2 separate regions of the Homo sapiens genome follow, and region 2 is linked to region 1. A link is an interaction called in ENCODE POLR2A ChIA-PET data of the cell type or tissue named here. Cell type or tissue: A673. All regions are shown on one strand. Links, peaks and the distances in the headings refer to the core of each region. The heading gives the core; the rest is flanking DNA.

Region 1 (4,377 bases), core at 145-4,144:
AGCTCTGTCCCCGCCAACCCAACCCGGAGGTTTCTTGTAGCCTCTTGAAGCATCACCCCACCTGGGGAGGGTTTGGAGCATGAAGTGGGCCGCGGGAGGGGGTTTCAGACAAGACGGGGGGCTTGGGCGGGGGTGGGGCCGCCTGGCGGCTCACCTGGGCCATGCCTACAGCCTCAGGGCGGCTGTGGGCGCGGTCAGTAGGGGTGTCCCGGGTCTTTGGGCCGCTTCAGCTGGACTTTGAGCCTCTTCATGCCGATCTGGAAGCCGTTCATGGCCTGGATGGCTGCCTGGGCGCTGGCCGGGTTATCAAAGCTCACGAAGCCTGCAGAAACCAGGGTGGACCTCCGTGGTTGGCGCTGCGGGTGTCCTCGGCTTGTTCCTATGCTGTGGCCCTGGCTTCCCGGCTCACGGGGTCCTGAGCAGGCCTGCGTGCACACCTGCACAGGCCAGGGTGTTTGTGGTGGAGGACACACAGCAGCCCTGGCTTTGTTCTGACACCTCTGGACTTGTATACCTCTGAGGATGGGGCACTCACTCCTTATCTTGGGGTCGGCTGTGCTGAGACTTCCCAGCTGGTATAGGGGCCAGGTGGGGCTTCCGAGGGTCCTGGAGGGCCACCTTTTCCCCACCTTCCCTCAGGAGGATGCCTGCCTCCTTCCAAGCCCTCTGTCCAGCCAGGATCTGTGTCTCCAGCTGACTGTGTGTCCACAACTTTGTCTCTCTCTTTTTTTTGCAGAAGGGAGTGGGGACAGGATCTCACTCTGTCACCCAGGCTGGAGTGCAGTGGCGCAATCTCAGCTCACTGCAGCCTCGACCTCCTTGGCTCAAGAGATGCTCCTGCCTCAGCCTCCTGAGTAGCTGGGACCACAGGCCCATACCACCATGCCCAGCTAACTGTCTCTGTTTCTCTCCCCTCCCCTCTTTCTCTCGTTCTCTAGCTTGAGTCTTTTCTTCCTCTCCCTCTCCTTCTGTCTCATCTCTGTCTCTTTCTCTCCATCTCTGTCAGTACCTCTGCTCCAGTCTCTGTCCAGAGGCCATCAGAAATACTCCACCCCATGGCCAGGCGTGGTGGCTCACGCCTGTAATCCCAGCACCTTGGGAGGCCAAGACGGGCAGATCACCTGAGGTCAGGAGTTTGAGACCAGCCTGGCCAACATGGTCAAACCCCGTCTCTACTAAAAATACAAAAATTAGCTACGCATGGTAGTGTCCACCCGTAATCCCAGCTACTCAGGAGGCTGAGGCAGGAGAATCGCTTGAGCCTGGGAGATGGAGCTTGCAGTGAGCCGAGATCGCACTGATGGCACAAGACTCCATTTCAAAAAAAAAAAAAAAAACAAAGTCAAGGGCTGACCCTTTAAACAGGACAGTGTGAGGTTAACAGTCTGGTCTTTGGCCGGGTGTGGTGGTTCACGTCTGTAATTCCAGCACTTTGGGAGGCCGAGGCGGGTGGATCACCTGAGGTCGGGAGTTTGGGACCAGCCTGGCCAACATGGTGAAACCCCATTTCTACTAAAAATACAAAAATTAGCCAGACGTGATGGCGGGTGCCTGTAATCCCAGCTACTCGGGATGCTGAGTCAGGAGAATCACTTGAACCCAAGAGGCAGAGATTGCGGTGAGCTGAGATCGTGCAATTGCACTCCAGCCTGGGCAACAAGAGTGAAGCTCTGCCTCAAAAAAAGCCAAAAAACAAAACAAAAAAAAAGAGTCTGGTTCTACTCCAGGTTCTTCTACCTCTTTCCTGCTGTGTGACTTTGGACAAATTGCAGCCCTTTTCAGAGCCTTAATGTCCTCTGTCTTTGGGTACAAGGAAGTCCTCCCTGAGGCTCACAAGGCCCTGGTCACCCTCCCCTGTCCCCTCTCCATGTTCCCCCTCCTCCCTCTCTCCCCCTCCTCACTCTGCTCCAGCCACATGGGCCTCCTCACTGCTCCTCCAACATGTCAGGCGCCGTCCTGCCTCGGGGTCTTTGCATGGGCTGTTCCCTCTGCCTGGGACACTCTTCCCCCAGATTTCCCATGCCTGGTGCTCCTCATTCAGGCCTCAGTTCTTTTTTTTTTTTTTTTTTGAGTCGGAGTCTTGCTTTATTGCCCAGGCTGGAGTACAATGGCACGATCTCGGCTCACTGCAACCTCCACCTCCACCTCCTGGGTTCTAGTGATTCTCCTGCTGCAATCTCCTAAGTAGCTGGGATTACAGGCACCCACCACCATGCCCGGCTAATTTTTTTGTATTTTTAGTAGAGATGGGGGTTTCACTGTGTTAGCCAGGATGTCTCGATCTTCTGACCTCGTGAACCACCCACCTCAGCCTCCCAAAGGTCTGGGACTACAGGTGTGAGCCACTGCGCCTGGCCATTTTTGTTTTTTTGTATGAGACAGGGTCTTGCTGTGTTGTCTGGGCTGGAATGCAGTGGTGTGATCATAGCTCACTGCAGCCTCGACCTCACGGACTCAAGGGATCGTCCCACCTCCATCTCCCAAGTAGCTGAGACTACCAGTGTGCACCACCAAGCCTGGCTAATTTTTTTTTTGTATTTTTTGTAGAAATGGGGTCTTGCTATGTTGCCCAGGCTGGTCTTGAACTCCTGGGTTCAAGGGGTCCTCACACCTCAGCCTCCTGAGTAGTTGGGACTACAGGCACACGCCACTAAGCTCAGCTAATTAAAAAGGTTGTCTTTTGTAAACACGGGGTCTCATTATGTTACCCAGGCTGGTCTTGAACTCCTGGACTCAAGCAATCCGCCCACCTCAGCCTCTCAAAGTGCTGGGATTGGCCAGGCGCAGTGGATCATGCCTGTAATCCCAGCACTTTGGGAGGCCGAGGCGGGCAGATCACGAGGTCAGGAGATGGAGACCTTCCTGGCTAACACTGTGAAACCCCGTCTCTACTTAAAAAAAAAAAAAAAATTAGCTGGGTGTGGTGGCGGGCGCCTGTAGTCCCAGCTACTTAGGAGGCTGAGGCAGGAGAATGGCGTGAACCCGGGACGCAGAGCTTGCAGTGAGCCGAGATTGCACCACTGCACTCCAGCCTGGGCGACAGAGCGAGACTCTGTCTCAAAAAAAAAAAAAAAAAAGAAACCCAAACCAAAACAAACAAAGTGCTGGGATCACAGGCGTGATCCACTGTGCCCGGCCACAGGCTGGTTCTGATTGTGATTATTTCAGCACAGCCCTGTCCCGAGGCCGACCAAAACCCTCCCATTCCCTGTCAGGGGGCAGGCGAGGGAGGTGGATGGGGAGGGGTGGCGTCGGCGGCCACTCACCGAAACACTTGCTCTGGTTGGTAGCTCGATCCATAAACACCTTGGAGGAAATGATATTGCCGAAGGGTAGGAACATCTGCGTCAGCTCCGTGTCTCCAAACTCCTGGGGGAGGTGGTAGATAAACAGGTTACAGCCCTCGGGACCTGCAGGTGGGGGAGAGAAAGACATAAAGCCCCCAAGGAGAGGAGGCGAACCCCCCCGGGGGAGGGGCACAGGTCTGGAGCCCGCATCTGGCTTCTCCAGCTGTCGGGAGAGGGGTGCCTCAGACACCCAGAAAGAAGGGGCCTGGCCACGGGCTGGGGAGGGAGACGGGACACACCCACCCCTTGCCTGCACTGTACGATCTCACACGGGGCTACTCCGCACCAAAATGGTCCTCAGACTCCAGATAACTGACAAGACCCAGGGGATCCCCTGCTCCCCAAAGCCCAGATCAACCCTCAATCTCTGACCCCAGATACCTGAAAACCCCGAGGAAGGCCACCCTCCAGAAAATCCCTCCCTAAACTTCAAACTCTGGATCATTTACAAAAGTCAGATGAGCTGGGTGTGGAGAATAAGGAAACTTGGTAATATCTTTGCAATAATAATAATAATAATGTCTCTAAAATAAAACTCATTTGTAAAACTCTGGTGTTCAGCCACCATGCGTTGCTAATTTTTTTTTTTTTTTTTTTTTTTTTTTTTTTTTTGAGATGGAGTCTCGCTCTGTCGCCCAGGCTGGAGTGCAGTGGTGCGATCTCGGCTCACTGCAACCTCTGCCTCCTGGATTCAAGCAATTCTCCTGCCTCAGCCTCCCAAGTAGCTGGGACTACAGGTGCCCACCACCAAGCCCGGATAATTTTTGTATTTTTAGTACAGATGGGGTTTCACCATGTTGGCCAGGCTGGGCTCAAACTCCTGACCTCAAGTGATCTGCCCGCCTTGGCCTCCCAAAGTGCTGGGATTACAGGCGTGAGCCATTGCACCCAGCCTGGCTAATTTTTGTAGAGGTTTCGCTATGTTGCCCAGGCTAATCTGGAACTCCTGGGCTCAACCGATCCTCCTTCCTCAGACTCCCAAGGTGATGGGATTACAGGGGTGAGCCACTGCGTCTAGCCAAAAAAAAAT
Region 2 (4,377 bases), core at 297-4,296, 360 kb before region 1:
GCAGCCTTGACCTCCTGGGCTCAAGTGATCCTCCCACCTCAGCCTCCCAAGTAGCTGGGACCACAGATGGGCATCACCATGCCTGTTTTTGTTTTCTTTCTTTTTTTTTTTTAGTACAGATGAGGCCTCGCTCTGTTGCCCAGGCTGGTCTTGAACTCCTGGGCTCAAATGATCCTCCTCAGCCTCCCAAGGTGTTGGGATTACAGAGTGCTGGGTGAGCCGCCGTGCCTGGCCTCCCCTCGCTTCTGCTCGCCACCACTCCTGACTCTCGTGGACACCCCCCACCTGTTTATCACAGCAGCATTGGAGGCGGCACGCAGCACTCGGAGACCACCCTTCTGTCGTCCAGCAGATACGGACCCAGCGTTGACCCTGGGGGGCCTGGCTTGCTCCGCTGATGGGGAGCTGGCTCTGACCTCATCCGTGTACACCAATGGCGACCAGTTAGGATTTTAAAGGGCGTGACACAGATGGCCTTAGCCCCATGCACACTTCATTGGTTCCATACCCGGAAGACGCAGGGTAGCACCCGTGGGTCTCATCTTCATTCTAGTCCTTAGCAAATCGAGCACCTGTCGAGTCAGTGACACAAAAAAACTTCCACCTGCACGGACCTTCTGCCTAATGTCCAGGAGAGGGCGTGGGGGCAGAGAGACAGCGAGCACATCATGAAACAAACAGCAGGGGCTGAGAAAAAGGGGCAGAGAAGTGGGGAGGAAGGGCTTGGACTGTGGGGTGCCAGGGGCCAGAGTGGGGCCTGCCCATCAGAGATGCAGCTTCCATCCCAGAGCTTACCTTCTAGTCCAGTGTGGCTGCTGAGGTTCCAGCCATCACATCAGCATCTCAGGAGGGAAATAGGTGGGAAGGAGAGAAGGGCAAATACGCAGGTATGCCAGCTGCCTGTCGCCCATCTGTGGAGCCTTCCCTGAGTTCCACCTGACAGCTTCTGCTTATGACTCATGGGGCAGAGCTGGCGTTGTGGCCCCACCCAGCTTCAGGGGTGCTGGGAGCACCTTTTAGCCACGCGCGTCAGCACCCCGGTGCGATCAGGTGTCCGCTCCTAAGGAGAGCAGCAGGCAGCCTGGGGAGTGCGCCCTAGCAGACCAGCCCTCGGGCTGCAGAGTCAGCTCGGCCTCAGGCTCCAGTCCTTGCTGGCTAGCCTCAGGCAAGTCTCTCGCCCTCTCTGAGCCTCTCTTTCCGCATCTGTAAAATGCAGCGACCCGTCATCAGTTCCTGGGGCTGTTGGGCAGACCGGAAGCCAGTGCTGTCTGTGTGTCCGGCAGCTTGGGGCCCGCTGACCCGCCTCCTCTGCTTCCAGTACTCCCTGTGCAATGAGCCGCTGATCGAGCTGTCCAACCCGGGCGCCAGTGGCTCCCTCTTCTACGTCACCAGCGACGACGAGTTCATCATCAAGACCGTCATGCACAAGGAGGCCGAGTTCCTGCAGAAGCTGCTCCCTGGCTACTACATGGTGCGTGGCCCGCCCTGCGGGGCAGATGGCTCCTCGGTCAACCCCCTTCTCCCGGCTGGCGGGAGCAGATGTCTGCAAGGCTTGGGCAAGCAGGCATCCTTGGGGCGTGGTGAGAGGCATCTTGGGTCCCGGGGACTCACCCTCGGGGGTCCCCCGTCAGGCTTCACCAGCACCAGTGTTCAGGAGCCGCCCTCTCTTCCTCCTGTGGCCACACGCCTTGGGGGCCGTCCCCGGGCAGGGCTGGGTGGGCACCGGCCCCTGCCTGGCTCCCCATCCCCACCTTGCCAACACCCCCTATGAGCCGTGGGCCCCAGAACCAGCAGCCTGCGGGCAGCGTCTGTCAGCTGCCACGGAGGCCCAAGGGGCCCAAGGGTGACTCAGAGGGTTCCAGAGAGGAGGGGGATGGGCCACCAGATGGTACCCCACAAAAGACCAGCTGCTCAGGCAGGCGTGAGGCAGCTCCATCCGGCCCACCCCTCATCCCGCATGACTCACAGAAAGGGTGCGTCAGGCCCCGGGAGGGGGGAGTAGGAGTAGGAGCCGGCGGCTGCCACAGTGTTCCTGGGCCTGGGATTCCGGTACTCGCCCAGACGAGGTGGGCGCCTTCCATGTTGCCAGGCCCAAGCTGCTGCCCGGCCCTGGGCAGCACAGCACAGCCTGTGACTCAGTTTCCCTTGAGGCCTCCTCCATCCACTCTCTGTGATGCTTAGCGAGGGGCCCGGGCTCCTTAGATCAGGCTCAGCAAACTCAGTCTTTAAAGGCCCAGAGAGAGTGTTTTTGGCTCTGCGAGCCAGTGTGCTGTGTCTCCAGGACTGAGCTCTGCCTGGATGGCAGCGAGCTGCTGTGACCACATGAGAATGGATGGGCGCGGCCATGTGCCCATACGCATTATTTATGGACCAAGAAATGCGAATTCCATATCACTTTCACGTGTCATCAAAGACTATTTTCTATTTCTCCACTTTTTTATTTATTTATTTATGTTTTGAGACGGAGTCTCGCTCTGTCACCCAGGCTGGAGTGCAGTGGTGCCATCTTGGCTCACTGCAGCCTCCCCCTCCTGGGTTCAAGCCATTCTCCTGCCTCAGCCTCCCGAGTAGCTGGGACTACAGGCGCCCGCCACCACGCCTGGCTATTTTTTTATATTTTTAGTAGAGACATGGTTTCACCGTGTTAGCCAGGATGGTCTCGATTTCCTGATGTCGTGATCTGCCTGTCTCGGCCTCCTGGAGTGTTGGAATTATAGGCGTGAGCCACCGCGCCTGGCCTCTTCATTTTTTTTTTTTTTTTTTTTTTTGAGATGGAGTCTCGCTCTGTCACCCAGGCTGGAGTGCATTGGCGTGATCTTGGCTTACTGCAAGCTCCGCCTCCTGGGTTCAAGCGATTCTGCTGCCTCAGCCTCCTGAGTAGTTGTGATTCCAGGCACCTACCACCACGCCTGGCTAATTTTTGTATTTTTAGTAGAGATGGGGTTTCACCGTGTTGGTCAAGCTGGTCTCCTGACTTCATGATCTGCCTGCCTTGGCCTCCCAAAGTGCTAGGATTATAGATGTGAGCCACTGTGCTTGGCCTTTTTTTTTTTTTTTCTTTTGAGATGGAGTCTGGCTCTGTTGCCCAGGCTGGAATGCAATGGCACAATCTCGGCTCACTGCAACCTCCATCTCCTAGGTTCAAGTGATTCTCCTGCCTCAGCCTCCCAAGCAGCTGGGATTACAGGCATGCGCCACCACTCCCAGCTAATTTTTATTTTTAATAGAGACGGGGTTTCACCATGTTGGCCAGGCTGGTCTCAAACTCCTGACCTCAGGTGATCCGCCCGCCTCGGCCTCCCACAGTGCTAGGATTACAGGCATGAGCCATCGCACTGGGCCCTTTCCACTTTTTAAAAATGGAAAAACCATTCTTAGCTCACAGCCCTACAAAAATAGGTGGTGGCCGGATTCGGCCCAGGGGCTGGAGTTCACCTAGCCTGCCCAGGCTGGTGCCTGAGTCCGCGCCCCTCACTCCTCTCCCTGTGGGTCTGTCTCAGCCCCGACACCTGGGCAGCTTCCCACTGGGTTCGTCATTGAGAGGCTCTGGGCAGGGGGCGCTGTTGCTTCACTTGGGTGCCCCTGAGTCACCCAGTGCCTGCTTGGGGTCTACAGGGTACAGCAGGACCCAGACTCGTCACTGCGCCTGGGGACCCAGATTTGGAGTGAAAGTCTGAGTTGATCAGTTCAACACAGGCAAAGCATAACCAACATAGAGGCTGGGCTCACGCCTGGAGTCCTGGCACTTTCGGAGGCTGAGGTGGGAGGATGGTTTGAGCCCTGGAGGTGGAGGCTGCAGTGAGCTGTGATCGCACCGTTGCACTCCAGCCTGGGCGACAGAGCGAGACCCTGTCTCAAGAAAATACATGTGTGTGTGCGTGTGTGTGTATGTGTTTGTGTGTGCATATACATACATGTATGTATTTTAGGATACAGCATTGCGTTTCCGGCCTCCAGACCTCCCAACAGGCGAGCCCAGCCAGGGCGATGTCTGTGGGCAGGCAGGGAGTGTGGAAGCTTCTGCTGGAACAGAAGCGCCTGCCTTGGGGCCTGGCTCTGTAGAAACAGACCCTCCTGGAGCTCACAGTTGTGGCCCATGAGAGTCAGGGTGCCGTGGGAAGGCCAGCTGGGTGCCTGCATAGGAACGGGGTCCCCGAGGGCTTCTGGGGAGAGAGGGGGGCTGGCCAGGGGCATCCATGAGCCCCCTGAGGCAGAGGCCTGCTTTGCCCGCCCCCGTGAGTCTGTGGCCCAGCCGCCCTCCACGACTTGCCCTCTTCCCCCGGCAGAACCTCAACCAGAACCCGCGGACGCTGCTGCCCAAGTTCTATGGGCTGTACTGCGTGCAGTCGGGGGGCAAGAACATCCGCGTCGTGGTCA

Evidence for each region. ChIA-PET counts read pairs that join two places held together with the same protein. Peaks named below come from ENCODE experiments on the same cell type or tissue, not always from the same donor. Only the 100,000 strongest peaks of a DNase experiment are listed, where the experiment ranks them.
Region 2: POLR2A ChIA-PET joins it to region 1 with 7 read pairs; 2 of 35 experiments call an interaction of 5 or more read pairs at or near these places.

The regions. Positions count from the first base shown.
Region 1 is chr19:3,289,264-3,293,640 of GRCh38, reverse strand. CELF5 (CUGBP Elav-like family member 5) reads right to left here. Exons shown (of 13, transcript NM_021938.4): 11 at 3,267-3,410; 12 at 155-322. The coding sequence ends at 195. Among named protein-coding and RNA genes, the nearest start is that of CELF5, 67 kb to the right of the region's middle. In A673, for the core only: no CTCF peak of the experiment used is centred there; no DNase peak of the experiment used is centred there.
Region 2 is chr19:3,653,499-3,657,875 of GRCh38, reverse strand. It overlaps PIP5K1C (phosphatidylinositol-4-phosphate 5-kinase type 1 gamma), which reads left to right. Exons shown (of 18, transcript NM_012398.3): 6 at 1,319-1,471; 7 at 4,287-4,377. Among named protein-coding and RNA genes, the nearest start is that of CACTIN, 29 kb to the right of the region's middle. RefSeq lists silencers at 1,590-1,639, 1,660-1,769. In A673, for the core only: a CTCF peak has its summit at 3,564; a DNase peak (open chromatin) is centred at 1,955; H3K27ac peaks cover 1,289 bases.